Regions from separate parts of the Mus musculus genome. Here region 2 is linked to region 1. Evidence: chromatin loops called from intact Hi-C (ENCODE). Cell type or tissue: gastrocnemius. All regions are shown on one strand. Links, peaks and the distances in the headings refer to the core of each region. The heading gives the core; the rest is flanking DNA.

Region 1 (16,403 bases), core at 3,272-11,271:
TGTGTAGGATACATCTTGTTATTTTATATAAAGAACATCAGAATCTTCAGACTTGGGTGTCTGTGGGGTATCCTGGAAGCAGCCATCCAAAAATACCAAGAAGATCCTGGGGCAGGGAGGTTGCATTTGAGTGGGAAAATATAAACCTATCCTTCCTTAACACTGTAGAGAAGCTAACCTAACCATGCTTGCTTCAGCAGCACAGAGACCAACACTGGGATGATATGGAGAAGATTAGCATGGCCTTGCACAAGGATGACACACATTTGTGAAGCATTCCATTGAAAGAGAGAAAGACAAGAAAGAGGAAAGTTAACTCAAAGCAGAGCACAAACATCAATCAAGAAAACCACTAAAATGAGAAATGGGGGCAGAAACTCACAACCTTATGATAAACATCTTAGGCTATAAACAGAGGAAAAAAGATACCTTGGGTTTCACAAAAGTTAGATTTCTTCTCTTTTTCCAAGTCACTATTAAGATTCCTAAGAAGCCAGGCATAGTGGCCCAGCCCTGTCATCGTAGCCCTTGGGAGGTTGAATTAGGATGATTGCTGTGACATTTGAGGCCAACCTGGGCTACATAATGAATTCAAGACAGCCTAGACTATTATAACGAGACCCTGTCTGAAAGAAAGAAAGAGAGAAAGAAAGAAAGAGAGAGAGAGAGAGAGAGAGAGAGAGAGAGAGAGAGAGAGAGAGGGAGAGAGAGGGAGAGAGGGAAAGAAAGAAAAAAGAGGGAAAGAGGGGCTGGAGAGATGGCTCAGTGGTTAAGAGCACCAACTGCTCTTCTGAAGGTCCAGAGTTCCAATCCCAGCAACCACATGGTGGCTCACAACCATCTGTAATGAGATCCCTCCCCTGGTGCATCTGAAGACAGCTACAGTGTACTTAGATATAATAATAAATAAATCTTTAAAAAAATTGATGTCTTTTAACATATCTTACCCATCTTTTTAAAAAAGAAAGAAAGAAAAAAGAGGGAGTGGGGACACACACACACACACACACACACACAGAGAGAGAGAGAGAGAGAGAGAGAGAGAGAAAGAGAGAGAGAGAGAGAGAGAGATTGATTCATTACAAGATGAGTCCAAGCCAGGCATGGTGGCACACTTATTTAAGCCCAGCACTCAGAGGCAGAGGCAGATGGATCTCTGTGAGTTCAAGGCCATCCTGGTATACGAGGTGAGTTTCAAGACAGCTAGGGCTAAGTAGAGAAACCCTGTTTCAAAAATCCAAATATAAATAAACAACATGAGTCAAACAGGCTAAAAGATTTAAACAGACAAGTTACAAAACTACACAAATGCTGGGTGAGCACGGGAGAAGATTCTTAGCATCAATCATGAAGGAACAGCACGCCTACACTTCTGCTTAGAGTGAATGATCATTTCTGAGAGAAATGTCAGATGGTGCAGCCACTATGGGAACCGGCTTGGCAGTGCCTCACAAAGCAAGTGCTCTCACCACAGGATACAGCTACTCCGGTCCTCAGTGTTTATCAGGAGTAATGAACACACATCTTCCCCTTTCTGGTCTGGGCCAGTGCTCTGAGCAGACCTTGGCCACAAACTCTGCAGCCAGTCCCACAACACCCAGAGGAAGATCCACTCTCAGGTGCTCTAACACACCCAGGACCATAGGATCTCAGGATCCCAGGAGCTTGGTCACACCAGGATCTCAGGGTCTCAGAGGCAGCTTGACTCCCAGGAGCTCTGATACACCCAGGCTCTCAGGATCACAGGATCACAGAGACAGCTGAACTCTGAGGAGTTCTGACACACCAGGATCACAGGAAGGACAGGCTCCAGTCAGATATAGCAAGGCAGGTAGCACTAGAGATAATCAGATGGCGGGAGGCAAGCAAAAGAAAATAAGCAACAGAAACCAAGGTTACTTAGCATCATCAGGACCCAATTATGCCACCATAGCAAGTCCTGGATACACCATCACATCAGAAAAGCGACATTCGGATCTAAAAATCACTTCTCATGATGATGATAGAGGACTTTAAGAAGGACATAAACAACTCCCTTAAAGAAATACAGGAGAACACAGGTAAACAGCTAGAAGCCCTTAAAGAGGGAACACAAAAATCCCCTAAAGAATTACAGGAAAACACAATCAAACAGGTGAAGGAAATGAACAAAACCATCCAAGATCTAAAAATGGAAATAGAAACAATAAATCACAAAGGGAGACAACCCTGGAGTTAGAAAACCTAGGAAAGAGATCAGGAGTTGCTGGCTCCTTGCAGGCAGGTCCAGGGGAGAGGAGCAAGGTCCTGGTCCCTCCAGGGTCTCTCCGTGGCTGAGCAGTATGGCAAGTATCGATGGTCCAAAAGAAACACACCAAGCCAGGGGTCTTGTCGAAGCAGGAACTCAACTTTATGGTATCAGCCTCTCTCCCTTATATAAGTTCGAAACATAGGGAGGGGATTTTTGTGGAGTAAGATGACATAGGAGGCGGGAAGGGTGATGGATGGTATGGAGGCAATGGCAGGACCAATGGCAAAACTCTACATCTGCGGGGCAGAGGCAGGGCCAAACAGGTTTTGCTTAGTCACCCTGATACAGAAGTGACTGAGTCAGGTCTCAAAACCAGGCTTAGGCTCTCCCACAAGGCCACAGAAACTCGAGCCAGGCTCAGTTTTGTCCTCAAGGCCCAAACCAGGGCCAAAATGGGGCCCAACAAGGAGTCATAGATGCAAGCAACACCAACAGAATACAACAGACAGAAGAGAGAATCTCAGATGCAGAAGATACCATAGAAAACATTGACACAACAGTCAATGAAAATGCAAAAGGCAAAAAGCTCCTAACCCAAAATATCTAGGAAATCCAGGACACAATGAGAAGACCAAACTTAAGGATAATAGGTATAAAAGAGAGCAAAGATTCCCAACTTAAAGGGCCAGTCAATATCTTCAACAAAATTATAGAAGAAAACTTCCCTAACCTAAAGAAAGAGATGCCCATGAACATACAAGAAGCCTACAGAACTCCAAATAGACTGGACCAGAAAAGAAATTCCTCCCGATACATAATAATCAGAACAACAAATGCACTAAATAAAGAAAGAATATTATAAGCAGTAAGGGAAAGAGGTCAAGTAATATAGAAAGGCAGGCCTAGAATTACACCAGACTTCTCACCAGAGACTATGAAAGCTAGAAGATCCTGGGCAGATGTCATATAGACTCTAAGAGAACACAAAAACCAGCCCAGGATACTATACCCAGCAAAATTCTCAATTATAGATGGAGAAACCAAGATATTTCATGACAAAAACCAAATTTGCATAATATCTTTCCATAAATCCAGCCCTACAAAGGATAATAGATGGAAAATACCAACACAAGGAGGGATACTACACCCTAGAAAAATCAAGAAAGTAATCTTTCAACAAATCCAAAAGAAGATAGCCATCTCTAACAACAAAACTAACAGGAAGTAGCAATCACTTTTTCTTAATATTTTTTAACGCCAATGGACTCAATTTCCCCCCAAAGAGACGTAGACTAACAGACTGGATATGTAAACAGGACCCAGCATTTTGCTGCATACTGGAAACACCTCAGAGATAGAGGCAGATACTACTTCAGAGTAAAAGGTTGGCAAACAATTTTCCAAGTAAATGGTCCCAAGAAACAAGCTGAACTTTCAACCAAAAGTTATCAAAAAAGATAAGGAAGGACACTTCATACTGGTCAAAGAAAAAAAAACCTACCAAGATGTACTCTCAATTCTGAACATCTATGCTGCAAATGCAAGGGCACCCACATTCATAAAAGAAAGTTTACTAAAGCTCAAAGCACACATCGCACCCCACAGAATAATAGCGGGAGACTTCAACACCCCAGTCTCAGCAATGGACAGATCATGGAGACAGAAACTAAACAGAGACACAGTGAAACTCAGAGAAGTTATGAGCCAAATGGATCTAACAGATATTTATAGAACATTTCATAAAGCAAAAGAATATACCTTCTTCTCAGCACTTCACAGTACCTTCTCCAAAGCTGACCATATAACTGGTCACAAAACAGGCCTCAACAGATACAAGAAGTTTGAAATAATCCCATGCAACCTATCACATCACCATGGACTAAGGCTGGTCTTAAATCCAACAAAAAGAACAGAAAGCACACATACGCATGGAAGCTGAACACCTTTCTACTCAATGATAACTTGGTCAAGGAAGAACTAAAGAAATTAAAGGCTTTTTAGAATTTAATGATGATGAAGATGCATCATACCAAAACTTATGGGACACAATGAAAACAGTGGTAAGAGGAAAACTCATAGCTCTAAGCACCTCCAAATAGAAACTGAAGAGAGCTTACACTAGCAGCTTGACAGCAACACCTGAAAGCTCTAGAACAACAAAAAAAGCAAATACACCCAAGAGATGTCAGGAAGTAATCAAACTCAGGGCTGAAATCAACCAAATAGAAACAAAAAGAACTATTCAAAGAATCCACAAAACCAGGAGCTGGTTCTTTGAGAAAATCAACAAGATAGATAAACCCTTATCCAGACTAACCAGAGGGCACAGAGACAGGATCCAAATTAATAAAATCAGAAATGAAAAGTGAGACATAACAACAAAATATATCTTAAAATAATTAGTTTGTTGAATATTAGCAGTTGAAAATATTAAAATCATGTTCTACAAACAAAATAAACAAACAAAAAGAAATGGCAATTAATCACTCCACATGGTTGGAAAAATGAATTTTTAACCCCAAATCCACCTAACACGGAACGAAGAAAGTTCTACTTATGTATGGATAACTACTGTCAAAACCGGAAGTAACATGGGATTGAACTTGTTTGAAAATAGGTTCTAAGATTAATAAAAAATTAACCGAGTCCTAATTTTAAGTCACAAGAACGGAAGATCCAAAATTCTTCTACTTCTTGGTTTTAAGTGAGAGAGTATCTACCTGGGTGTGGCCTCAGCCTCTGGACACCGTGGGAATAGCAGTACATTATGCGCGCAGTTAGAAGCAAGCAACTCACAGGTAAGAGTTGAAATAATTGAAGGGCAGCTGTGCACAACGCAATGCATAAGTTCAGCTGCAAATGTGCCTATGACCTGATTCTCAGCAGCCTTCATACTCTGTGTTAGGGACTTAAACTATGCTTTCCCATAATGATTATTTTTGTTATTAATAGATAATGTACTCACTATTTGGTCATTAACATGCAATAGCACATTCCCCAGAAATGCATCTGTTGACGCTCTTCCTTGAGTTGAATGATATTTAACTGGAGCTGAATGAATGGTCAGTGCTAATATTAAGTAACATGCATGATCTGTTCTTATAAAATCCTGAACATTTTGCTTGCTATGCTCCATTATACTTTTGGTGGGCTGATTTTGCTTTTGCTTTTTCTCATTTTGTAATTTAATTATTATCATGATTTTATAAATGGCTGGTGTATTTAAATCAATAAAATTTTAAATTTTACAAAAAAAAAAAAAGATCCAGACCAGCCAGAGCATCACAGTGAGACCTTTTCTCAAAAACAAACAAACAAAAAAAAAATAAATAACATGGGAGTGTTCTAGGAAAGAAGGAAAGAAAGAAAGAAAGAAAGAAAGGAAGGAAGGAAGGAAGGAAGGAAGGAAGGAAAAAAGAAAGAAAGAAAGAAAGATAGAAAGAAAGAAAGGAAAGAAAGGAGGAAAAGACAAGACAACTTCCCAAAGGCGAGAACATCCAAAACAGCTTTATCCACTCATGAAAGCCCCAAATGGAAACAAACTTACAAACTGTCTGTTACAGTGCAGTCCAAATATTGAAACCACGTAGAAATTTGAAAGAGGGACTTTATTAAGTAATCATATAATTAATTCCGTTTTTTTTTTTTTTTCTTTCTAAGACATGTTTTTACTGTGACCCAAGCTGTTTTGGAACTCAATGTGTAGTTTAACCTGAGGCCAGGGATACCTCACTATGCCCAGCTTAAGAAGGAAATGTTAAAACAAACCAGCCAGTTTAGTAGGCTCATGCCTGTAATCCAAACACTTCAAAGTAGATGTAGGAGAATCATGGTAAGTTCATGGCCAGCCTGGGCTACATAGGAGACCTTGTCTCAAGAAAAGATAATAACAAAAGAAAAACACATCAATTTAGCATTGGAGCAGCTATGAAGATGTAAAAGGAGAGGGAAAAGCCTGGTATCCTTCAGTGGTAGAGTACTTGCCTAGCACGCACAAGGCCCCGAGTTCAAAATGACCTAAGGACTATCCTAAAGCTGAAGGAAGATACCCAAAGAAACAAATTGGAAGGTGGGACTCTTCCTAAAGCTGTGACGCAAACCTGTTAGCAAACATGTACGATAATGTAAGAAGTCGGCTGTGCTACAAAGGCTAGCCTTGGTAGAAGAAACACGAGTGCCCAGAATAGTCATGAACCTACTTGCACACAGAATGGTGCAAGACCTGGTGTTGGAAGCACCCTGGAGCAGAAGCTGAGACTTGGCACACAGGAGTCACGAATGTCCATGTCCGGGCCAGCTGAGATGGGCAGTGTCCTCATTGGGAGCATTGTTCAAGGCGGCTCTGGACTAGGGTTGTATCTTTATAGGTGTTAATGTGATGGGGACATGTAGTCGGGGCAAAACACAAACAGATAGCCCATGCATGTGCTGTTGGCACAGACGGGGAGAGTAAAACAACTCACCAGAAGGAAATGCAAGTTCCTTCCTGCTGCAATGGCTCTGCAGCGCCATCTACTGACAAAATGTCGTGCTCTCATTGAAAGAAACTTGAAGCCGCTGCTCTTAACCTGTGGGTCGACCCTTTTTGGGGCGTCATCTGTTAGTCGCCTAAGTATTTTATGGTTGGGGGGTCACCACAACATGAGGAACTCTATTAACGGGTCACAATTTTAGGAAGGTTAAAAACCACTACCTTTAAGGAACTATGACAGAACAGGCAACGGAAGGAAGATTGGAAGAAGTAACAGATGTATAACTGTCACATCTACCCACAGTGGGGGAAAATCCACCTGTGGCATATTGAGATGGGCAACCATAGGACACTACTGTGCTTGCAAAAGCAACAGCAGGGATGAAGTGTCAAAATGACAACAACATGTGCGTGCTGAAGGAAAGGTATTACACAAAGGGTAAATGCCTTCATTACATGAAATTTTAGAACATTCAAGACTAATTTGCAGGGGGCGTGGGGAACGTCAATTAGTAAACTAAGTGTGGTGGCTTAGGCTTGTAATTCCAGCACTTGGGAAACTGATGTATGAGGATCAAGTGTTCAAGGATAGTCTAGGTTACCTAGCCACACCCTACCCTCCCCCAAGCAAAACAACAGAAAGAGTACATTACATCTGTAATTATACCCCCGTAATGCCTATTTTCAAAATGTTGTCTGAAAACAGGAGTCTATGGTATAGGATGGAGACTACTATCCGTTCCAAATCCTGCTCCCGGGGAATTCCTGGCCAGGAGCCATTTGAAAAGACTGAAGCTTTGGTAGACGAGAACAAACAAACAAAAAGGAAAAAAAACAAAAAAACAAAAAACGAACTACAGGCTAATCTAATGGAGTCTTCTCAATTGAGAGTCCCTCTTCTCAGATGACTCCAGCTTGTGTCAAGTTGACAAAACAAAAAACAAAAACAAAAACAAAAAACTATAGCAGCACATTTAGCCATCATCAGTCACACAGTGTCCATAGTTCAGCCCCAGGCCCATGTGGTGTGAGGGGACAATGACAGAAGACTGGCTTATCAAGGTTGGATACTGTGACTCCTGCCCTTAGTCCCAGCACTCAGGAGACATGGGAAGGTGGATCTCTGAGTTTAAGGTCAGCCCAGTCATAGGAAGTTTCAGATCAACCAGGGCTACATGGTGAGACAGTTTCAAAAGCAAACTGGCTGTTGAAGCATCAATGTTCACGGAGTAGGGAGGAGCAACCTGCCAAAGAAAAGGCCTCGCTGAAGATTCCACCGACTGCCGAAAGTGAGTCACTGAGAACTGCACATGAGACCAACACCTGTGCCAATAATAACTATGAGAGGGGATTGTGAAGAGGTTGCCAAACTGTGGCCGCCAGCTCCTTTATAAATAAAGCCTAGCATAGCTCACTAGCTAGTGTCACCTGTATGGCTGGTAGAGTGGGGGCTCGCAGTCTTGACTGCTTTATGTCTGTATGTTTGCCTAGAAATTGCATAGATTGGTAAAGGATATCTTCCAGGACCCAGGAATGAAGATCTAGGCTAGTCCTAAAATATCAGACAGGCTGTGGTGGGATATGCCTTTAATTCCAGCACTCTGGAAGCAGAGGCAGGGTCTCTGCAAACTCAAGGCCAGTCTGATCTGCAGAGAGAGTTCCAGGCCAGCCAGGGTGACATAATGAGATCCTGTATCAATAATAATAATAAGAAGAAGAATATTATTGTCTCCTCTGACTGAGTGTGGTAGTGCACACCTGTAATCCCAGCACTCTGGAGGCAGAGGCTGGAAGATCAGGAGTTTCATAGCACGTTTGACCTAGCCTGGGCTACGTAAGACTCTGGGTTTTGTTGTTGTTGTGGGTGTTTTTTTAAATCATCCCTTCAACAAAACCATATTTTTTTGTAGGTTTTATAAAATTATCTCATGTGGTTAGGGATGTAGCTCAATGGTGGAATGTTGGCCTAGCATATGGAAGGCCCTGGGTTCAATCCTCAGCCCTGCAAAATGAGTGCCTGAATGAATGATACTAATAAATGAATACTGTTGATAAAAAGTCCCTTCCTTACCTGTGTCTGAGAAATGTCAGTGACCCAGAGGGATCTTGAATTTCTCCTATGCTGTGTATGCATTGAGTGGTTTTATATGGTGGAAGATTAGACTGACAGCCCATAATCCAGTGCCCCAGTGCTGGGTACTATCATAGAGAGTTTTACAATTCTGTGTATACATATTTTGTCTGTGTCTGTAGATTTGCAGCACATACTTTACTGTTGCCCTCTAGAAGAGCATCCAGTTTCTTAACTGCTGAGCTGTCACTCCAGTCCCCCTTAGAGATCTTTTTAAAATGTTCTTACATTTGCTTATGTGTATGGGGGAAGCAGCGCATGTAACACACTGTACATATGAGAGATGGAGCTTACTGGCCAGCCAGTCTAGCCAAAACCAGTGAGTTCCAGGTTCAGTTAGAGACCCAGTCTCAAGAGAATAAAATGGAGCTGAGCATGGTGGTACACACCTTTAATCCTAGCACTCAGGAGGCATCAGCTGGCAGATGTCTGAGTCTGAGGCCAGCCTGGTCTACAGAGTAAGTTCCTGATCAGCTAGGGCTACACAGCGAAATTCTATCTTAAAATAAATAAATAAGCAAGATCTTGTCTCAAACAGAACAACAACAACAACAACAAAAAGGCAAAACAAAAAAACCAAAAAATCAAAGATACACAAATAGGCTAATATGTTTGCCAGTGCACTAATTAGTGGTGTTTGCCCAACACCACTAATTATTAGTGCAATGTAAATCAAAGTTACCGTGAGACACTGCTTCATACCTATAGAGATGGCCACTATCAATATCAATGCATGGAAAACAATAAACATTATAAGGACTAAAAGAAATTGGAACTCTGATGCTTTGTGGGTGGAAATTGAAAGCAATAGAGTATGGCAGGCAGGTACTCAGAATATTAGAAGACCAAAGGTCCAATAATTCTTTTTTGTGGGGCAGTGGACTGTGCCAGGAAACTTGGTAAGGTTGAGTGGGTTCAGAACCGCTGGCATCCACCTGAGGACAGTAGGAGTTCCCTACTCCTGACCAGATTCCTGGCCTGGAACACGTGACCACAACTCCACACAGAAGAACGTGGCCTAGCACAAAACACAAAGTTCTGCACGCTAATGAGGTATCTAGATGGACCCTGAGGGTTTGGCCAATGAAGCTTCCCTTCCCAGACTAAGTTCCTTCCTGCAAAAGGTATGCAAAATCTCTGGTCCACCCTGAGGAAAGGGTATGTCCCTAGTCTCCACGATGAATAATCAATGGAACCAAGGACTGCCTCTCTTATCAAGAAGGGAGGGAGGGAGGGAGGGAGGGAGGGAGGGAGGGAGGGAGGGAGGGAGGGAGGGAGGGAGGAAGCCTTTGTTGCACAGAGCTGCAGCCTGAGTCTCCAGCACAAGATCCCTCCTCCATCCTGGACAGTTGCCACTAAGCTAAACCTGAGTTCCCTCTCCCATACCCCCACCCCCTCCCCACCCCCTGACCTCTTCACAGGCCCAGGGCCGTTTGTATGCCCAGGAGCTTGGGAACCCCCGACTCCTCAACTCTTCGTTCAGCCTCAGCTTGGCTGAGGTCCCCTCCTAGGCTGCATTCTCCTACCCCTTGAGCAGTGCATTGGAGCTTCCTGCAAGCCCATCACCTGCTGTCGGTGTAGGGTAAAATACAGCCTAGCGTTCTATGGTTCTTCTGCCTGAGTAGAGTTCACACACCCGGGCAGTGAGGTGGAACGTGGGACCACACTTTTTCTGGGTTCATACCCAAAACAATTGAAAGTGGGGTTTCGAGGAGACATTTGCACATCCAGGTTCCACAGTAGTGTCAGTCACAATATATAAAACATGGGCAAAATCCAAGGGCCCATTGACAGATGAATGGGTAAGCCAGATGTGTGCTTCCCATAGAATAAAATTCTGTCCCATTGTGAAACAGGAAGTTCTGACACATTTGACTGTGCTAATGAGAATTAAGGATACTCTGTAAAGTAAGCCAGTCACAAAAAGATAAGAGCAGTGTGACCCCACTAAGTGACTTGCTAGGACCTGGGAGGAGCAGGAAGTGATGCCACAGGGGAGTTTCGGTTCTTGTGAGATGGACAGAATTACAGACAGAGACAGCTGTACACCAACACCAGTGACCTGGACACTGAAAATAATGAAGATTTGATCCAGATCTCCCTGAGGAAAAAAAAAAGGCAGATTATATGCTAAGCATATTTCAACAATAATGAGAGAAACTGGGAAAAACTGAATACAAGAATACAAGTAAAATAGATAAAATAAGCAATTCTTTGCATTTATGTCCCCATGATGGGGACACAGGTTTCAGTGGGTGGGAGTGGTTAATCAGGGCCTAGAATTTACATGTCAAATACTACTTAGGGCATTCTACAGTCTAAACACATATGCTCTGTGAATTGTTTTTGCTTTGTATTTTGGGAAAGGGTCTCATGTAGTCCAGGCTGGCTCTAACTCACTATGACGTCATCAGTGGCCTTGTACTTCTGATCCTCCTGCCCCTGCCTCTCCAGTGCAGGTACCACAGTGCTTGGGGTTTCCATGATGCTGGAGATTAAACCCAGGGCTTTGCTGGAGGCTAAGCAAGCATCTGCTAACTGAGCCGCAACCCTGGTCCCTCCTGTGGCCTCTTCTAAGAAAGCAGAAGTAAGCTGTTTCTACCCTATTCCAGAGAATTACATTGAGCTCAAGTGACTGCACTAGATGGCTTTCTGTAGCTGTAGCAAAACACGGAGATCATCAGTTTTAAAGTAGGAAGATTTGTTTTGGCTTTCCTCATCAGAGGTTTCAGCCCCAACTCTCAGGGCTCTGCTGCTTTGGTCAGCAGTGTACCTGGCCGAGGAGTCCATGGCAGTCAGAAAGCAGAGAGGACAGGGCCGGTATACCACAGACCCCCTCAAGGACACGCTCCAGTAACTTAACTTCTTCCCATGAAGCCCCAAGTATGATCTTTGAGAAAAACAAGGCAGTGGCATTAACCGCCAAGTCCCTAAAGTACCCTTTCTGTTCCCAAGGTTTTCGGGCAGTCAAGGGGACAATGGCAGGCAGGGTGAAGCCAGACTGTCCAGTTGAGGTGAAGCTCTCTTACCTCCATGGGAGCCAGAGGAGTAGCCTTATCAGAAGAGGAGAGCGACTTCCCACACAGGCTAAGTCAGCTGTTCCTTAGATTGCTGGTCATCCGAGGACAAAGCAGGCTGGGAAACCAAGGATGCGGCTGCTTGGGCAGTTTAATGCCTCTCTTCCTGTGGCGAGCAGGGCAATAAAAAACGGATTGCTGAGAAGAAAAGCGCTACTGGTCCAGCGTGGGCCACAGACTTCCTAAGCTTCAGTAAACCTTGTGGCTGGTAGGCAGCTTTTGGGTGTTTTCGTTAGTCTCAGTGATCTTTCCCATCCTGCCCTGCAGAACTAGTTTGGCTGTGCTGTGGACACCGCTCTCCTCACACCACACCCTAGTTATACCAGCAGTGGGTCTTGCCACCTCCCAATAATGCCATAAGCTGGCAACCGAGCTTTTCACCTTTGGGAAACTTGTAAGATCTAAATCATAGCAAGTGGTGGTGGCGCACTGGGGAAGCAGAGGCATGTAGGTTCTATGAGTTCAAGGCCAGCCTGTTCTACAGAGTGAGTTCCGGGATAGCTAAGACTACACAGAGAAAAACCTGTCTTGAAAAGTTAAAAAGAAGAAGAAGGAGTAGAAGAAGGAGAAGGAAGAAAGGAGGGAAGGAGGGAAGGAGGGAAGGAGGGAAGGAGGGAAGGAGGGAAGGAGGGAAGGAGGGAAGGAGGGAAGGAGGGAAGGGGAAGGGAAGGGAAAAAGATACAACCCATAAACATGCACAAGCCCCTGGGCACGTTTTAGGAGACTGATGACTGATGCTTGTTGGGAAACACATCAGGGAATCCAGTGTCTGCGTTCTCAGGACAGCGCTATCCTAACCCATTTAAGGGACTCTTTGGAGCTGAGGCTGTACAGAGCTGAACACAGTGTGGTCTGACTCAGGAGCAGAGCTGGCTTTAGGAAGCCCGTGAGTCCCTGCCCATGTCAGCTCCTCCTCTCTGCCAGCACATTTGGCACCCTGTTCTGGTGAGGACCAGCACTCACCACACGAGACGTGTCCCCTCTGAGGGCGCCTTGAGAGATCATCTTAATACAGTTTCTTAGCCCCTCCTGGCCCCCGCTAGGACAGCTGAACGTTTCGCTCCTTAGGCAGGAGAAGACCAAGAGGTTACTGGGAAGGCGAGCCCAAGCAGGGGTCTCAGCTGCCCAAGCTTGCAGGTGTGCCTGAGCTGAGGCGCTCTAGCCTCTTGTTTCGTATTGAGGACATTTTCTCCTGGTTAATAGGGGACAGAGGACTGGGCCGTATACCCAAGTATTAGGCAAGGTGGGGAACCAGGGGTACCTGATCAGACCCAGAACCCAACGGCACCCCAGCCTATTCCTCCTGCATTAGAAATCATTCCACATACTCAATTTATCGATAGCAAACATCCTAATTAAACCCTTTTCTTCCTTCCTTCCTTTATTTTTTTATTTTTATTTTTTTATTTTTTGGTTTTTCTAGACTGTCGTTCCCCCCCCCCCCCCCCTGTCTATCTCTGGCTGTTCTGGAATTCACTATGTGAATCCAGTCTGGCCTCAAACTGAGAGATTTCCCTGCCTCTGCCTCTGAGTGCTGGGATAGAAGGTGTGGACAACCACTGTCTGGCCTTCTTAAAACCTCTTATCTATATAAGATGCTCAATGAGTAAAATGCTCACTGAACAAGCCTGATGAACTAAATTGTATCCCCGGAACCCACTTAAAGACTTCTTTCTACTTAAAAAATGAAACGAGAGAGCAGTGAGATCCAGCCACCAAGCCTGTCGGCCTGAGTTCAATCCCCAGGGCCAGCATGGCGGAAGGAGAGAACCAGTTCCCACCAGTTATCCTCTGACCTCCACACACACACCAGGGCACATGCATGCTGCTATTTGCCCAGCTATTAACCATCAGTTCTTTATTACAGCCAATCAGGTACAATTCTAGTTTGCCTCTAGTCTAGTGAGGATGGACTAATATTTATAAAATATGAGACAGATGGTGAGCCTAGAAATAACAATATTGAGCTGGAGAGATGGCTCAGCGGTTAAGAGCCCCGACTGCTCTTCCAGAGGTTCTGAGTTCAATTCCTGGCAATCACATGGTAGCTTACAACCATCTGTAATGGGATCTGATGCCCTCTTGTGGTGTCTCTGAAGAGAGCAATGGTATATATATATATATATATATATATAGATATTATTTCTTATTTATTTTTAAAAGAATATATATATATATATGTATATATATATTCTTTTAAAAATAAATAAGAAATAATATCAAGATTCTGTCAGCGTTTAGCTTTCTGCCAGTACAGAATTAACAATTGAATATACACACAACGTACCTCACACTCCCTTGTTGACCACTAATTGAGAAAACGCCTTACAGCTGGATCTCATGGAGGCATTTTCTCAGCTGAGACTCCTCCTTGTCTGATGGCTCCAGCTAGTGTCAAGTAGACACACAAAACCAGCTAGTACAATCACCTATATGTCCTCAGTATTTACATGGCTACATCAGTAATATTGTAATATTGTGCTTTTTCTGCAGTATGCTTTATTAATGTATTCCCAGTTAGTGATGGATGGGGGAGTGTTGGAGTGCATTGTGTGTATATTCAATTGTTAATTCTGTACCAGCAGATAGCTAAATGGGTTTTTTGTTTTGTTTTAGATTTTTAGTGTTACTGCCTTGGGGCTAGTTCATTTTTTAAACTTCTGTTATGTTCTAAGACAACAGATATACTTTTTTGGGGGGAGGGGCCTCTAGAAATGGAACCAAGGTCTTAAGTAAGCAGGTGCTCTTCCACTGAGCTGCACCCAAGTCTGTTATTGTTATTATTAATGATTTGGTGTTTTAAGACAGAGTCTCACTATGTAACCCAGGTTAGCCTGGAACTTTCAGCATTCCTCCTACCTCTTCCTCTTTACCTGCTGAGCTATCTCACTATCCCTTTTTTTTTTTTTTTTTTTTTTGAGGCATAATTTTGTTATCTGTCCTAGACTGGATGCCTTGAGGCCAAGATCTTGATCCAGCTTCCTGAGTGAAGGAATTGTAGACCTGTGTTACCACACTGGACTTTTAAAGTCAATTTCTCTATTACTCTATGTCTTAGCTAGGGCTTCTATTGTTGTTATAAAACACTATGGCCAAAAGCAACCTTTGTTATATGACTGTTGGCCTGCATGTGTATGTGTGTTCATGTGTGAAGAGGTCAGAGGTTAATATCAGAGGTCTTCCTCTATTGTCTCCTTTACTTTTTGAGACAAGGTTCTCTCTCTGAACCCAGTACTTGTTTAGCTAGACTGACTGACTAATGAGCTTCAGGGATCTGTCTGTCTCTCTGCAGACAGTGCTAGTCAGGCTCCTGCCTGCTGCCCCTGCTTGTTTGTTTGGTTGCTTGTTTGTTTGTTTGTTTGTTTTTTCGAGACAGGGTTTCTCTGTGTAGCCCTGGCTGTCCTGGAACTCACTCTGTAGATCAGGCTAGCCTCGAACTCAGAAATCTGCCTGCCTCTGCCTCCCGAGTGCTGGGATTAAAGGCGTGTGCCACCACTGCCCGGCTGCCCCTGCTTTTAAGTGCATGTGAGAGATTGAACCTAGGTTCTTATGTTTACACAGCAGGCACGTGACAAAATGAACCATTTCCCTAACTCCAAAGTAACCTATTTTAGCCCTGACTATATTGGTTACTCTTTTTTAAAAGAAAAATTACATCCATCTACTGTGTGTGGAGAGCAGAGGACATTGGTTCTCTCTTTCCACTATGTCACCCCACCTCCACCCACCCATCCACCCATCCACTGTAGGAATCTTTATAATGCACTGTGTGAAGATATGTCCCTGTCCTTCCTTGCCTGCCTAAGGCAGCTTCTGACTGGGTAAAATAAAAAGCCTATGGCCTATAGCAAAAGGCAGAATAGACAGGTTGTCCAGTAGGACAACCAGAGATAGGAGCTCTGAAAGAGTCAGGTGTGGGAGATTCAGCACTTAGACACGGAAGAAGTCAGACCTATGAAACTGAGGAGAGGTAACCAGCCATGTGGCAGAACGTAGATTAGTATAAACTGGAGAAGTGAGTTATGAGGTAGATGGGAACAAGCCTAGTTTAAGACTTAGGCATTAGTTCATAAATAAGCCTCCATGTCATTATTTGGGAACTGGGGTGGACATAGAAAAAGCTCCAACTGTTACAATCTGTAGGCATACATTTTTTTGCAACCTACTTTTAATAAAGTTCAACCTCTCCTCTAGCCCACCACCCAGCAGAGGTAGTGGAAGAGAAAAGTTATTAGGATGTGGGGGAAGTGGACTTGTTCAGCAATCGTTCTTTGAGGGTGAGCTCCATCTTCTTTGGCAGCAGTTCAGTCCCATAGCAAACACTAAATATGACTCAGCAGTGGCAGACCAGTCCTCTGGGTAGGCAGACAGCACACAGGAATTAGCCGCTACTGACCAGTCCTTTTAGCAGGGTGACACCAGGCACGATCCAGCAGCTGTAGTTCAATCCTGAAGGAACTGTTAAACTCGCCAGGCGTGGTAGCACACACCTTT
Region 2 (16,403 bases), core at 5,736-13,735, 61 kb before region 1:
GGTAGCCTGCAACAAGAATATCCAGGGAGAGAGCTCAGAGCCCACCCTTGGTCCATAGCTTTCACTGTGTCAGACAGATCACGAGTCCTTCCAGGGTGACCTAAGACCACCTGGGGAACTCCAGATATTGTAAACATCTGACATCATAGTGGGTGATTAGCATCCGTTCAAGGTAAAACAAACAAACAAACAAACAAACAAGCAAAAAACCCAAAAAACCAACTTATGCCTGTTACATAGTGCATACTCAAATACTCAATGATAGATAGTTATTAGAGGGAGTATTTAGAAGTGCGTGGCTTGAAAACCCTTTCTGTCAGAAGTCCTTAGAGTGGTGCCTGGCCCAGAGAATTCGATCAAGTAATCACTGTGGTAACTAATATTGGTGGGGGACTAGTAATGGCAGTAATTAATAGTGGTAGGGAGCTAATAAAGCGAGTTAGCATGTGCTGGTGTCATTTAGTCCTTAACCAACTTGATGAGACGATTTTGTTGCTTGGTTTTCTGGTTGAGACAGAACCTCATGCAGTCTAGGCTAGCCTCGAACTCACTAGATAGCTGAGGCTGGCCTTGAATTCCTGATCCTCCTTCATCTACCTCCCAAATGCAGTGATTGCAGGCCTCTACCACTATTGCAAGCAGTATGGGTTTTATTCGGCTAGCTGGGTGGATATGAAGAAGAGATGAAATGTATCCCAAGTCCTTTGGCTCAGAGAGGACAGGACCGAAGCTTACCTGACTCCAGACATCAGCCTTGGGGAATTAAGATGTGGGAGCCAGAGAGCAGGAAGTCTCAAAAGGAAAGCTTAAGGAAGGCTACTCTGGGATCAAAATCTACTTCTGCTTTCCACTCATTCATGGGGATCCGGATTTCCGCCACCTCCTCTCTGTGCCCACTGCTCCCCTTCTTGTCAGGTTCCTCGACGCTGAGTGTATCTCTTCTTCTGCATCCTGCCTCATTCAACCACATCTCAGACTCAGAGAGCAGTTGAAATCAAATTTTAAAAGGGCCCTTTCTTGATTTATTTCTGCTTTTGAGAGGGTCTAGAGCAGGTGAGCAAACTAAATATTCTGGCAGACAAGAGGTTATGGACAGTGTAAGAGAAAAGCTGCAGGGCTGGAGAGGTCCCTCAGTAGTTATGGACATTTCTTTTGTTTTTTTTGTTTTTGTTTTTGTTTGGTTTTCGAGACAGGGTTTCTCTGTGTAGCCCTGACTGTCCTGGAACTCACTCTGTGGATCAGGCTGGCCTCGAACTTAGAAATCCGCCTGCCTCTGCCTCCCGAGTGATGGGATTAAAGGCATGTGCCACCACAGCCAGCACGAACACTTCTTCCAGAAGATCTGAGCTCAGTTCTGAGCACTCATGTTAGGAGGCTCGCTAACACCTGTAATCTTACACTGGTCACAGTGTAAGATTTATTATTTAATGACTTACTATTTATTATTTATTTTTGTTTTATTGGTGTTTTACCTGTCCTGGATGAATGAATGAGGATGTAGAGTCCCCTGGAGCTGGAATTTACAGACAGTTGTGAGCTGCAATGTGGGTGTGGGGACTTGAACCTAGGTCCTCTGGAAGGACAGCCAGAGCTCTAGGGGACCTGACGCCCTCTTCTGGAACCTCAGGCACCTGAACTCTCATATACAAACCTCAAACTGACATACATATACACAATTAAAAGTAGAAGTGTTTGTATTTGTTTGTTTACTTGTGACAGGGTCTCACTATGTAGCACTAGTTCATCTCTGATAGGATCTGGGACACAGCGGTGGAGTTGTGACGATGGAGAATGTGAGAAACAAGACAGTTGGTGGCATTGAAAATGCCTAAAAATCAAGATTTTAATTGGGTGTGGTGGCAAATGCTTGTAATCCCAGCACTCAAAAGGCAGAGATGGTAAGATTGCCATAGAATTAAGGCCAGTTTGGGCTACATAACAAGTTCTAGACCAGCCAGGGCTGTATAGCAAGACTCTACCCCAAAAAAGACCAAGGGGGAAAAAAAAGAGTTAGAATTTGCAGCAATTGATGTTGGCAACGTAGAGGAAGTGGATCCAATTGCAGGTCACAAGACATTAAGAGATCATGAAATCATTGAGATGGTGGAGCAAGCTTTTATTTTAAACTATGGAATGGGGTAGCATAAACCAGGACAGGGACATGGAGTAACCTGCACAAAGCAAGATTAAGTACTGTGAAAAGTACTATAAAATTTGTTTTAGCCCTGTGTATATCCACATGTGCACTGGTCACAGTGTAAGATTTATTATTTAATGACTTATTATTTATTATTTATTTTTGTTTTATTGGTGTTTTACCTACCCTGGATGCATGAATGAGTCCCCTGGAGCTGGAATTTACAGACAGTTGTGAGCTGCAATGTGGGTGTGGGGACTTGAACCTAGGTCCTCTGGAAGGACAGCCAGAGCTCTCAACCACTAAGCCATCGTGCTCCAGCCTGTATTTATTTGGTTTCAGTTAAACTTTTTTTTTCGAGACAGGGTTTCTCTGCGTAGCTCTGGCTGTCCTGGGATTAAAGGCGTGTGCCACCACGCCCGGCTGCTCATGACTTTTTAAGGTTTATTTATGTATCATGTATACAATGTTCCACCTGCATGTGTGCCTGCACACCAGAAGAGAGCACCAGACCTCATGATAGACGGTTATGAGCCACCATGTGTTTGCTGGGAGTTGAACTCAGCCAACGCTCTTAACCATTTAACAACCACTCTCCAGCCCGCTTGCTCATGTTTTACAACTGATGAAACATTGTATGGTGCATGAGCCTGGTCCACTCTGCTGGAATTCCCTCTGGTGGCAACAGTGAGTTACATATGAGCCCACCACCACCACCACCACTGTCATCATCATCACCATCATCACCATCACCACCACCCCCATCATCACCATTACCATCACCACCAACATCCCCCATCACCATCAACAACATCACCACCACCATCATCACTCCCTTCCTAGTTTCCACTTCCCATACTGGCCCAAGACAATTGTCAACAGTTCTAAATGTCGCACGTTTCCATTTACAAGTAGCAAGGAAGAGAGTCTTTCTGCCAGACTCTGATTGGACCACCTATGTTTACATGCCCACCTGGTCAATCATTGCAGCCAGAAGTATTGAGCGCCCTGATTGGTTCAATCCTGCTCTACCAGATGAAACAAGCCTCCTTACAATACATAGGTCCTCGAAAGGACTTAGGGGCTGGTAGAACGAGAGAAGTGGATGGGTTATCATGCGTGACTTAAACCTATAACTTCAGCACAGGAGAGAATTCCAGCCTAGGCTATTTAGCAAGATCCTATTTCAAACAGCAACACAAAGGAGATGGATAGATGATAAACTGATAGACTGATAGACAGACAGACAGACAGAATCCAATATATAATACGTAGCAAAGGTAGAACACTTATTTAGCATGTACAAAGTCCTAGTATTTTTTAATGATTTATCTATTTTATTTATATGAGTATACTGTTGCTGTCTTAAGACACACTAGAAGAGGGCATCAGACCCCATTACAGATGGTTGCGAGCCACCATGTGGTTGCTGGGAATTGAACTCAGGACCACTGGAAGAGCAGTCAGTGCTCTTCACCACTGAGCCATCTCGTCAGCCCCAAAGTCCTAGATTTGATCCTCACTACCACCCCAAATTCCAATACATTATGGACTCTATAATGGTCTATGAATGGTACCAAAATGAGTTGCAAGTTACAAAAGTATTTGTGCCTTGTAGTCATTCATCTGTTGGCTCTCAGCTTCCCACACGCCTTCCCACACTGCTTTGTATTGAAGAATGCTGAACACGCTTTCGCCCCTCACACCTCAACAAAATACATCTCCCAGATTTCTTCCTGCCACCTGGATTCTTGTCGTGTTGACCAATAGAAAGTTCCGGTAGGAACTTCGGTGCCTGAAGAGAGGCTGGCAGCCTGAATGTCTGAAAGGCAAAGCTGCTGTTCTCTCCGCATCTGCTGGAACTCTGGCAGCAGCTAGTGCTTAAGGGTGGAGTCTCTGGAAGGGTTGGAGGCAGACCACTGTCACAGTCAGTGGTCTGGAGGGCTGGCAGAGGGTTCCTGGAGCCCCAGAGATCGCTGGTCATCCTGCTCGTAGCATCATTGCAAACACCAAACCAAACCAAAACAGAACAAAACTAAACACCCTGTGCTAGGAGCACAGATTACACCCTTTTATCTGATCCCCTAGAACAGTGGTTCCCAACCTTCCTAATGCTGTGACCCTTTAATACAGTTCCTCATGTTGTGGTGACCCCCAAGTATCAAATTATTTTCATTGCTACTTCAGTTTTGCTACTGTTGCGAATCACAATGTAAATATCTGATATGTAAACCCCAAAGGGGTCGAATACCACAGGTTGAAAACCACTGCACTAGGCCTTGGGGTGGTAGGAGTTTCTTGCTGCTACTAAGTTTATTCCACCTTACTCTTTTTCCCCCTCCAGGTCTTCTAGAATCTTTCTAAACATTTCACTGAGCTAAATTCCTTGCTTGAGCTCTGGTGCCTTGTCTTTACCCCAACTGACACAGTTTTGTCTTGGTCCTCAGAAAAGGCTGACAGAAATAGCCGGCTCCCCGGCAATAGGGTCTTGCTGTTGTGGAATGAGGTGAAACGGTCAGAGGGGTGTGGTGAGCACTCAGCCAGGGCACTGCCAAGAAGAGAGGGCAGACCCCCAACAAGCACTGGGGGACTGCTACTCCCTCACCAATAAAACTGTCATTTCCTTTCGTTTTGTCTGAGACAGGGACTCTTGTAGTCTAGGCAGGTGTCACATTTGATACATCCTCAATAACGACTTTGATCCTCCTGTCTCCACTCCCGAGTGCTGGGGTTATAGGCATGCATCTCCATGCTAGATTTCTTCTGTGTGGGGATCAAACAGGGTCCTTGTGCACACCAGATAAGCACTCTATCAACTGTGCTGCACCTCCACCCTAGGACTGTCTCACAGAGAGCTTGCAGCTTGCATCGTGAGATAATTTGATTCTGCTGTGACAGCTTCAGAGGGCTCCAAAAGTATCCAATGAACCCCTGGACACAGTTGACAAGGGAGCCCAAAACAGGGGACAGGAAAGTGTGTCTTTGTCACAAAGTAGAGTTTAGGGAGAAAGAGGAGTCAAAGTCTATTGCATCTGCTTCTTATTCATTTATTTTTACTTTTTAGCAGTCCTGACAGAGGAACAAAATGGGGGAATCTTTAAATTCTGATTTACCTTCCACCCTGTTTCCAGCAATCAAAACGGGAAGTGGTTTCGAAGCATTTCTCCTTGCCAACACTAGAGGAACTGTCACAAAACCCTTGCATCCATTCCAGACTTCTTCTGCAGTCTCTTGGTGCTACCCAAGACATGGTGGGGCAGTCAGGTCTCTGGAGGGGTTATTGTAAATGCCTCCTGCAAACCATGATCAGCAGCCACAGGAGTGTTATTTCTCATGGCCGTATCTTGCTATGTCAGTACCATTTTGCAAGCTGGGGTCAGGCAAATCCTGAGATGATAACGACATTAAAGTGTGGTCCTTGCCTGGAAACTATCTAGATTCCATTTAGCCATTAACTTGCTGTGTGATTATAGGCAAGTCATTAAGAAACTCAGTTTCAATATTTTCATTGGTTGGTTTGTTTGTTTGTTTGTTTGAGGCAGGGTTTTACTATGTAGTCCTGGCTATCCTCAAACTCACTGTGTAGACTAGGCTAGCGTAGGACTCACAGAGATCTGCTTATTTCTGTGTCCCAAGTGTCAGGATTAGAGAAGTGTACCACCATGCCTGTTCTAAAAGTAGCATAGAGATAATTAAAATTTATTTTCAAGCCAGGCAGTGGTGGCACAAGCTTTTAATCCCAGCACTCTGGAGGCAGAGGCAGGTGGAGGCCAGCCTAGTCTACAGAGTGAGTTCCAGGAGAGCCAGAGTACACAGAGAAATCTTGTCTTGAAAATCATTCATTCATATGTCTGTGTGTGTGTGTGTGTGTGTGTATCAGCCAAGTGTGGCATTGCATGCCTGTAATCCCACTACTTAGGAGGATGAGGCAGGAGGATAAGTTGGAGGCCAGCCTAGGACACATGGCAAAAACTATCAAAAAAACTTTTTAAGTAAATTGTTTTGCTGGCCTAGTGTCATGTGCTTAAAACCACAGCCCTTGGGAGATGGAAGCAGGAGAATCAGGAACTCAAAAGTGATATCCTTAGCTACACATAAAATTCAAGGGCAGCCAGGTCTATGTAAGACACCCTCTAAAGCCCATAAAATAGTTCTAACTGGAGAGGGGAGGTGGGGGACAGTAAGTGGTGTCTTCTATTTTTCCTTGCCCCTCCCTGCGTTTCTGTGATCAGCAAACAAGATGGAGCCTGTGAAAGGCTCTGAAAAGCACAAAGCACCATAGAGAAGCAAAGACCTGTCACCAACACATGGTTCCTAGCCAAGGAGGAAGGCAGGGCAGACATGAGAGCCAAGCAGTTGGGAGGCAGGAAATGTCAATGCCAAAGAAGAAAAGTTTCTTTGTCTCAAAATCTTCCTGGGGTAGCTCTTTCTTTGAAACAAGCCTGGCAGTGAAGTTGTCGCAGAGGCTAAAGTGGTCAGGGAAGGTGTTAAGGGGGCAGGTAGGGCATTTAGCAGCCAGAGGATGCTGCCAAGAGTGCCTCCAAGCGCTTCCTCTCCTTTGTAATCCAACAAAGGCTGTGATGGAAGGGGGAGGCAGATTGTAGCAATGGGGCTCAGATTCAAAGCCAGGTGTGTGTTGGATCCACTAACCAGCCACCAAGCTATTTTGGGAGCTGGGATGTCAGTGCTCCAAGCCCCATCTCATTTGCCAGCAACAGACCCTGTTGCCTTGCCACCATGATCCGGAAAGGACTGTTTAGATGGTTCAGGAGACCAAGTTCCAAAGAGGGACAGACAGTGGAATCAGGCTTATTGAGCTACAAGATATAGGAACCTAGTCAACGTGGTTCACGTACAAGGAGTATCTCTCATAAGACCTGGAGCTGATTGGCAGGAGGCAGCTGTGATGGTTTGTATATGCTAGGCCCAGGGAGTGGCACTATTAGAAGGTGTGGCCCTGTTGCAGTAGATGTGTCACTGTGAATGTGGGCTTTAAGACCCTCATCCTTGCTGCCTGGAAGTCAGTATTCTGCTAGAAGCTTTCAGATGAAGACGTAGAACTCTCAGCTCCTCCTGTACGATGCCTACCTGGATGCTGCCATGCTCCCACCATGATGATAATGGACTGAACTTCTAAGCCAGCCCCAATTAAATGCTGTCCTTCTAAGAGTGGCTTTGGCCATGGTGTCTGTTCACAGCAGTAAAAGCCTCGCTAAGACAGCAGGTCTAACTCTGTTCTCATCCTGTTCTCTTCTTGTCCCACTCACTTCTCCAGCTCCATTTGCAGACAACACTGCCCCTTCATCCGATGCCTAAAGTCATTCCGTTTTCTGCTTTCATTTTTATTTTAATCCTGTTTCTCCTCTTCCTCTTCTTTTTTAAATTTTAAGATTATATCAGTCAGGGTTCTCTAGAGTCACAGAACTTATGGGTAGTCTCTATATAGTAAGGTAATCTGTTGATGACTTACAGTCTGTAGTCCAATTCCCCAAGAGTGGTCAGCAGCAGCTGTGAATGGAAGTTCAAGGATCTAGCAGTTGCTCAGTCCCACAAGGCAAGCAGGCAAGGAAGAAAGAATCTTCCTTCTTCCAATGTCCTTATGTAGGTCTCTAGCAGAAGGTGTGGCCCAGATTAAAGGTGTGTGCCACCATGCCTGGATCTGGGACTTGCTTTGTCCCAAATGACCTTGAACTCAGAGATCTCCTTGCCTTGGTCTCCTGGGATTCATAGCCACTATGCCACAAGATCTCCATGCCAAGATTCAGGTCAGAAACTTGTATCTCCCAGCCTCAAGATCAGGATCACAGGAGAGCCTTCCAATTCTGGATTGTAGTTCATTCCAGATATAGTCAAGTTGACAACCAGGAATAGCCACTACAATCCACACCCCTTGTCAACTTGACACAAGTAATATCTCATGTCCACATGAAACAATAACAAGTTCATGAATACGCCTAACATGATATAATCATTCCTCGTACAATTGCAAGCACATTTGTAAACTTACAATGGGGCAATGTCCCTTGGGAACATTCTTTTAGTATCTCAACTTAAATACTGATTGATGTTAAAGAAACTGGAAGAAAGCACAAATAGCTATACAAATGTGTTCTTAACAAAATAAAACAGAAGCATTCGTATTACTTTATAATCCTTGTTTCTGCAACTAGTCACATGGCCCTAGCTGGTATTTATAACTACCTTCCTCTACTATCCCCTCTGTATTTCCTTTACCCTCAGCAGGTCTTGGCTCTTTTCCTGGAGGAGTGACCCATACCATCATTCCTGATGGGTCTGCATCCCTTGCCATCCTGCTTGGATTAGGCTGTTGTAGTTTCCCATTGACTTTAATCACAGGACATGGTAGTACTAAGAGATGCCCTAAATGATCTCCTGCACTCCAGACATAATCCTGCTTACCTCCATTGTAGAGAGGCAGTCCAATTTCCCCATGGTAATCTGCATCTATCACCCCTCCTAACACTATTATTCCTTTCCTAACCTGTTGGTTTAAGGGCATTCAAAGCCCAAAATGACTAGGGAAGTCTGAGCTTCCAGCTCAATGGGGTGTTTGTTGTCACTCCTGGTAGGATGCCATGTTGCCCAGACTAGACTGGAACCTATGATCTCCTCCGTACTTCCACACTATACTTATACCTCTTACCTTAGCTTGTAGGTGGCTCAATTGCCCAAGACCTGCTTGTCTCGGGCCTCTCTACTTCAATTTCCTCTGCCACCTGGAAACTTCCTCCTGTTCTTTGATCCTAGAGACACTCTAGCTGGCCTGTGCAGGGCCATCAAATGTCAGCAGCTCATATTGGAAATGGCGTCCTTTGCCTCAGGTGCTGGCCCCACCTGCTCTGGTCTAGAGGATGGAAGGACTAAGGTGGCATACTCCTGCATGCTCCTTCTGGTCCTTTGGTCTCATGCTCATGTTCCCATCCAGAGACAGAAGTAGAGTGAGATGAAGAGGCACTTGTGGGCAGTTGGCAGCACCTTCCTGCTGGCACCCCCACGCCAGCCTCTCCAGGAGCTCTGCTTTTGGTCCTGGAATGGACTCTTGGGATGCAAGAGATGATGCTGAAGTGGGTGGCTTTCCTCAGAATGGACATGAGTCACACAGAAACTACACCATTGCTGCGATTATGATTGGAGGCCCAAGGGTCCAGAGAGCCTGCCTGGAACGTTCCCCCCCCGGAGTCACCATTTCTTTCCCTGATTAACGCAGCAGCCAGATCGTTATGCATGCTCAGTGCCATCATGGATAGCTTCCTCCTCTTCCCTGTCCTCTTTTGGGTCCTTGGGAACTTGGGATGTAGAGAAGATGAAAGCAGAAAAGAACTCAGAAGTATAAACTTACCCAGCCCTGGGTCTTGATCACTGTTGCTTATATACATTTGCTCATTCAGCTTTACAACTCCCCTATGAAGCCCGCAGCACATTTCACACATGCTGAAGGAAACAGACTCAGAGCCGTTCCCAGAAAATCAACAGCACAGCGGGGCTCCGATGCCAAAGCCTGCTCTGTTCATGTTGCGCTTCGCAGTCTGCACCCTGAAGCACACACTGAGAGCCATCTTGGCCAGGGATGACAAGAGAGCAGGGGGCTTCCAGGGAAGGTGACATGTGGGCTGAGACCGACAGAGCACATGCTCCTTGAGCCATGCGGTGGGACAGGGGAACGCTGCAATCAGCAGAGGCACCTGGTGAGCCAAGCTCCCAAGAAAGCTGGAGCCCGGATACAGGCAGGAGAAGCGTGCTCCAAAACCCACAGCAAGGCTTTGGAGGTATATATCATGGTCGCCTGTTTTCTAGCCCGAGAAAAGAATGTAAGGAGGAGGCAGAGGATGCATAGAGGAAAAGTGTTCCTCGGCCAGACTTCCAGGCCTGCTTTAGGGTGCCTACGTTATGAATTTGGAATCTTTCTTTGCCTTTCCTATCTCCTCTCCACATCTAACCCAGGCTGTGAATTTCAGCTGGGTCTTATGCACTCTTCCATGCCCAGTAAGTAGTGCCTGGCTCTCAATAGTTGCTCTATGGAAGAATAGCAGCAGGTGGCCTCCAGGGGGCTTCTGACAAGGCCTTTTGGCCACACAGCCCTCCTGTCCCATGCTTTGTTGCTTTTTCATTTTTAAAGTTTATTTTTGTGTATGAATGTTTTGCCTGCATTATGTATAGGTATTACATGCCTGCCTGGTGCCTGCAAAGGTGACCCCAGAAGAAGCTGTCAGATCTCTCGGAGCTGGAATAACAGTCACGAGTCATGTGGTACCATGAGGGTACTGGGAATCAAACCTGGGTTCTCTGCAGGAACAACAAATGCTCTTAACTGCTGAACTCTCTGTCTCTCTGTCTCTGTCTCCAGTGCCTCACCCTTTTATTTGTTTGTTTTGTTTTTGAGAAAGGTCTTCAGTAGGATTCTATGAACCCACAGTGTAGAGAGAATAGATTCCTGAAAGTTATCCTTTGACTTCCAAATACTTTTGGCATGTATATACACACACACTCACACACACACACACACACACACTTGCTCGCACAAATAAACTAACTTAGCAACTATGTAGACGTTCACTCTCTTAAGGGGGAAAACTTATTTTAAGAAAAAGCTTTGGGGCTGGAGAGATGGCTCAGCAGTTAAGAGCACTGGCTGCTCTTCCAATGGTCATGAGTTCAATTCCCAGCAACCACATGGTGGCTCAAAACCATCTGTAATTTGATCTAATGTCCTCTTCTGGTGTGTCTGAGGACAGTGACAATGTATTCATATTAAAAGGAAAAAAAAAAAAAAAACCAAACTGCTTCTCAGGTTGAGTTTGATGGCTCACATTTTTAATCCCAGCACTCAGGAGACAGAAGCAGGTGGCTCTCTGGGAATTCGATACCATCTTGGTCTACGAAACGAGTTCCATGACATCCAGGACTACATAATAAGACCTTTTCTCAAGAAAGAAAAGAGACAGACAAACTATATGAAGTAGCTTGAATTGAAACTTGCAGTTTCCAGAATGGCCACGTGAGGGAAGTAGTGAGCAGCTTGCGGGCAGACTCTCTGGCTCAGCCTTGTCACCTGCTGAGGACCCAGATGGCAGAGCCGGGGTTTCCGGGCCTTCCCGGTCCTAGAACAGGTGGGCGCTGGCCGGGATGCCTTAGGAAGAGTCTCCGCAATGTGCTTGGTCCAGACTTTCACAGGCCCTCTTTGTGTACTCCCCCTAGGCTTGGGAGAAGAGACAACAGGCCAGAGGGGCAGAGTGGAGAGCATTTATTCCCTCCAATTTATGACTTGTCTTTCAAATTTGGTATTATGGTCATTTCTTTGGTAGACAAGAAAATGAATGTCTCAGTGTTTTCTGTTACGGCTTCTCAGCTTACAAAATGGTTTTGGTCTCCTGATGTTCAAAATATTCGCCCGTGTTTTCCTTTCGGTGTGTCATATGCTATAATTATTTAAATGTGTTCTACCTGGAGTTTATTTCCCTACTTGTGTAAGGCATGGCTTTCTTCTCTTTCTCCACTTGATGAACGGCCTATTTTTTTCTGTCTCCATCTTTGCTCTCTTGAGACAGGTCCTGCTGTGTAGCTCAGGCTACACTCTAACTCCCGAGTCTTCCCTCTCAGTCTTCCAAGTGCCGAGCTTACAGGCATGACCCATCAGTCCCCTCCACCCCTGATTTATCTGAAGCACTATCTTCATCTTCCCAGAATTCCCCAGTGTGGCTGGGCCTGTTTCTTACATTTAGTTATTGTACAAATGCATGGGGTGGAGAGTCATAATTCAATACATGTAAACACAGCGTACAATGATCAGATCAGGGTAGTTAACATTTCCCTCTCCATTAAACATTAAAAGTATTTCGTTAACACACACTAATTGTATTTGTTTATGTAGGACAGTGTGCTAGTTCAGCACTTCTGTACAATATGTACTAAGCCTGGGCAATTAGCATTTCCATCTCCTTTGAATTACTTTGTGTTTGGAGACCTCGAGTTTCTCTCATCTAGAGGTTCATGAAATGCTTAATTTCTGTGCAACTACAGTCACCAGTGGGTCTATTTCTGTATTCCGTTTTGTTTCATGGATCTGCCTAGTCCTGCTTCGCTACCATACTGTGTTATCAACGTGAACTTTATAATATGTTTTTTGAACTATAATTTAATTTTAACTTTAAAATTCTGCATGCTTAATTCTTCTATTTGGACTTAAGAGCCAACTCACTTCAATCTTCTGGAAGCACACACATAGTTTTGAGGGACCTGAACTTATACACAAAATGTACATTTGTATATCTCTTCAGAAAGGAAGTCCAAGGTTTTTCAACAGCAGGCAAAATGACCATGATGCCAAAGGTGGTGCCTGACTTACAGGTCGCTGCGACAGAGGAGAAGAGGAGAGAGAGGCGAGGAGAGAGAGGCAAGAGACTCCCCTCAGGCACTTTAACCCTCACAGTTCTGTGCTCTCCATCGGTCACCTCCCTCACTGTTCCAGATAACTCCCCCAGCCCTCCCAGTGCCCACTTTAATCTAATTCTTCTGCCTGCTCTGAAACAAGCAGCCTAGCACACAGACTCTGGTTTTAGGTCTAGATTAGACGGTAAGGACATTATCATTAATAAACAAATGCAATCACGAGTCTCAGCTGACACCTTGAGGGACCCAGCTTTCCACATCCCTGGGCCTCAGTTTACCATGTGGAGAAGGTATAGAATGGGGTGAGGGAAGCCCTTTAATTAGAGTCATTTATCTGGTTCTTTCCACCTTCCCACTCCTCATTTAAATTTTGCAAAATTAAGAACTTTCCAGCAGTAGCCGAGCCTGTGGTGCACACCTTTAATGCCAACCCTTGGAGAAAAAGGCAGGCAGATCTCCTGAGTCTGAGGCCAGCCTGGTCTACAGCGTTCCTTCCAGGGTAGCCAGGGCTACACAGAGAAACAAACAAACAATCCTTCCAGTCTGAAAGCAGAGCTGACCAGCCCTAAGCTCACTTAAACACAGCCAAGTTGGGACCAGGCAGGACTGTAGGACAGGAAACCTCAAGTCCTAAGCCACCAAGTCGTTTTAATTTTTTTTTAATTTTTTTAAAGGTTTGTTTGTTTGTTTGTCCATTTAATGTATGAGTGCTCTATCTGCATGTGCACCTGCATGTCAGAAGAGGGCATCAGATCTCATGGTTATGAGCCACCATGTGGTTGCAGGAAATTGAACTCAGAACCTCTAGAAGAGCAGCCAGTGCTCTTATCCGCTAAGCCATCTATCTCTCTAGAAGCCTAAACTGCTGGGTCTTAAGTCAGCACATCCATTTGAAGTCCATTCAGGCAGATGCCAAGCCTCGTGCAATGGTTTTTCTAGGTTGTCAACTTGACCTTATTGGGAATTAACTGAAACCCAAGTGGTATACCAATGAAGGAGTTTTCCCCCTTAATTAAATCATTTGAAATGGGAAGACCCACTTTTACCCTGGATCGTTTGAGGTTGAAAGATCCACTGTTGATGGAAGCAAAAAAAGCTTGCTCTCTTTGCATACTGGCCCTCACCCTCACTGGCAACCTCAGTCCGTCACTAACATTTGAACCCACTTCTTTGGCATTCCAGCAGATATTGAAGGCCATCTGGCCTTGTGGAGTGAATAACTCCTGAGTTCTTGGACTTTCCATTGTACAGCCATTGTTGGACAAGCCGGATCACATCCTGTAAGCCATTTTAATAAATCCCCTCCCACATGTGTGCGTGTACGTGTGTGTGTGCGTGTGTGTGTGTGTGTGTGTGTGCGTGTGTGTGTGTGTGTGTATGTGTTTCTTCTCTAAATTCTGTCCCTCTAGAGAACCAACAGTAATACAGGGTTCCCACTTGCAGTCCTATTGACACAGGGCCTGAGGACTCTTTGGTATCAGGACTGGCCAGCACAGTTCCAGGGTTGGTTCTTACTGGAAACCCCTCATAATTGCAGAAACTACGAGTAACTCAAGATATTGTGAAAAATCCCTTCAGGACAAAACTGTCCCCAGTTGAAAGGCACTGCCACAGGTGGCAAAGGAGCTAATATGGGTCATAGGCCCCTTACCTGAAGTCTGAAAGTATATTGGAAGTTCCTTTTTTTTAAACAAAGGACTTACTTTCACTTCGTGTGTGTATGTGCACACATGTGCTGGAGCCTTCAGGTGCCAGAAGAGGGCATCAGATTCCTTGGAGCTGAAGTAACAGTTGTCTGACTTGGGTGTTGGGAACTGAACTCTGATCTTCAAAAGCAGCACTCTTTTGTGACTCCTGATCTCTCTCTCTCTCTCTCTCTCTCTCTCTCCCTCCCTCTTTCCAGAAAATCTTTTACAGCAGGCACTTGAGCAAGTCATTTCTCCTCCGAAAGTTTCCCCCCTTTTTTTGGTCTTTAAAATGGACTCTATGTTTGTAAGGTGTTTAGCCTTACTGCTCACCATCTGACATTCCTTGATCTTGTTCAGAATAGATGGAGGCACCTGGGAGGTGCCCCCAAGGACAAGGAAGTTTGAGAAGGAACAGATTGTGTAGAAGAGTGGACAGGCAGGGGACAGGAGGAGCATCTTAGGGACTTGAGCGGCCCCCAACCCCTGATTCTTAGAGGTTCACTTCTTCCAGGCCTACTCCTCAAGGATACACCTAGAAGATCCAGATTCCAGAGGCCACGCCCACCTTCGGGCCCCGCCCCATCTGGCCCCGCCCCATCCACTAATCCCTCCCACCAGCCCTAGGCCCCGCCCCTGCCAGGGCCCGCTTCCTCCCGCCAGCCGTGGCTTGGGCTTTGCACCCGGCGGCGACTGAGAACTGTGTGGCGACTGCGGAGCCAGCAGCGCAGGCGGGCGGAGCGGAGCTGTCCGGCCCGGTGGCGGGCGATGCCCCCGTGAGTCTCTGTCGCTGCCCCTCCCCGCCCCGCGTCCCTACCCCTTCGGAGTCCGCGCCCGCTCGGGGCCGGGCCGCGCCTACCGCCGGGTCCGCGGGGCGGGGTCCCGGGGCAGCACCTGCCTCGCCTTGCGGCGCCACTCCGCCAGCGGAATCCCGCTCCAGGCGTGGACCCCGGCCCCACCTCGGGGTAAGTCAGCAGGCCTTGCGCGCCTGCGAGTGGGCGTGGGGAGGGGGCTGCGGTCAGGGCAGGGGACCACGCCGGGAAGGGGGGTTCCGGCCGGCCGCCGAGCGCTACGTAGGGATGTATGCCAGATCTGGGGGGCGGGGGGGAGGGTTTGGGGGGGAGGCTCCGCGATGCGCACAACCTGGGATGACTGTGGGGCGGGGGCTGAGCCTGAGGAAACCTGGAAAATGGGGTAGGAACCCTAGAATCTGGAGTACTTTGCTGACGCTCAGGGTTTCACCTGGGGCCCTGATCTTCAACAGCATTGCTTCGCATGGCATTTTTGCAAAGTGCTTAAAATCCCTCCTGGAAAGGTAGCCTGCCTTTCTCCCTCCTGCCTGTACCCTGGTTGGGAAGCGGCCACTTTTTCCTTCCAACGTGACACCATTGTACCCAGAGAAACACTCCCCTTCTTAGTAAAAAGGAGAGAGGTGGTGCTCACGCAGCTTCAGGGTGAAAGAAGGGGCTTCTGGGAAGCTGGGAAAAAGTGGTCAGGGGCACGATGGGTCACCCAAGGCTTCAAGGAAGCTTGGCAAGACCCTTCATGGGCTATTCTGGCATCTTGTTCATTTGGGAGAATAGGTCTCCTTGGCTGGCTTCCTGGTTGCCTGGATCCCAGGCCCCCATTACCTCTGTACAACCCAACCTCAAGGAGTGGGTTTCCCCTCCTAGTATCTCAGAAGCGAATGAATGGTCCCTCTATAGCTCTTGTAGTCCCTGGCTAAGGTGGGAAATGTTGTAGCTAAGCCAGAGCAACAAGGGGCCCTAGCTAGCAGTGCCATCAGGGGCCTTCAGGGCTTGGGCCTGGGGGAATTGCTGTGTCCAACCCTGTCTCTAAGGGTGATATCTTGGAGAGAGATGGAAGGCAGCTGCTTTTCCTATTGCTCTGTTCTCTGCTGGTGATGACTTCTCACTGGGTTTTGGGGCCTGAATGGTGGAAAGAGGGTCTTTCACCAAGGGATTGACAACCCATCTCCACAGTTGCTGCCAGCCACCAATCAGTCCGTAATCACAATCACGCAACTGCCAACTCTGTCCCCATAGGCAAGTGAAGAGGATGGCCCAGTGGGACACTCTCTGGGCAGGGGCCTGCTGGGGAGGGGTCCATGCAGTTTGTGCTTAAACCAGGTATTCAGGGACTTCCTTGGGTTCTCCAACCATCTGGCCGTTTAC

The links. Peaks named below come from ENCODE experiments on the same cell type or tissue, not always from the same donor. Only the 100,000 strongest peaks of a DNase experiment are listed, where the experiment ranks them.
Region 2: it touches region 1 in a loop (4-fold over the local background); 19 of 42 quality-filtered maps call a loop at or near these places.

What each region holds. Positions count from the first base shown.
Region 1 is chr4:120,903,276-120,919,678 of GRCm38, forward strand. It overlaps the pseudogene Gm24678. Among named protein-coding and RNA genes, the nearest start is that of Exo5, 14 kb to the right of the region's middle. In gastrocnemius, for the core only: a CTCF peak has its summit at 6,747 (motif pointing left); a DNase peak (open chromatin) is centred at 6,712; H3K4me3 peaks cover 201 bases.
Region 2 is chr4:120,839,929-120,856,331 of GRCm38, forward strand. It overlaps Rims3 (regulating synaptic membrane exocytosis 3), which reads left to right and starts at 14,871. Exons shown (of 8, transcript NM_182929.3): 1 at 14,871-15,194. In gastrocnemius, for the core only: a CTCF peak has its summit at 11,139 (motif pointing right); DNase peaks (open chromatin) are centred at 9,720 and 11,233.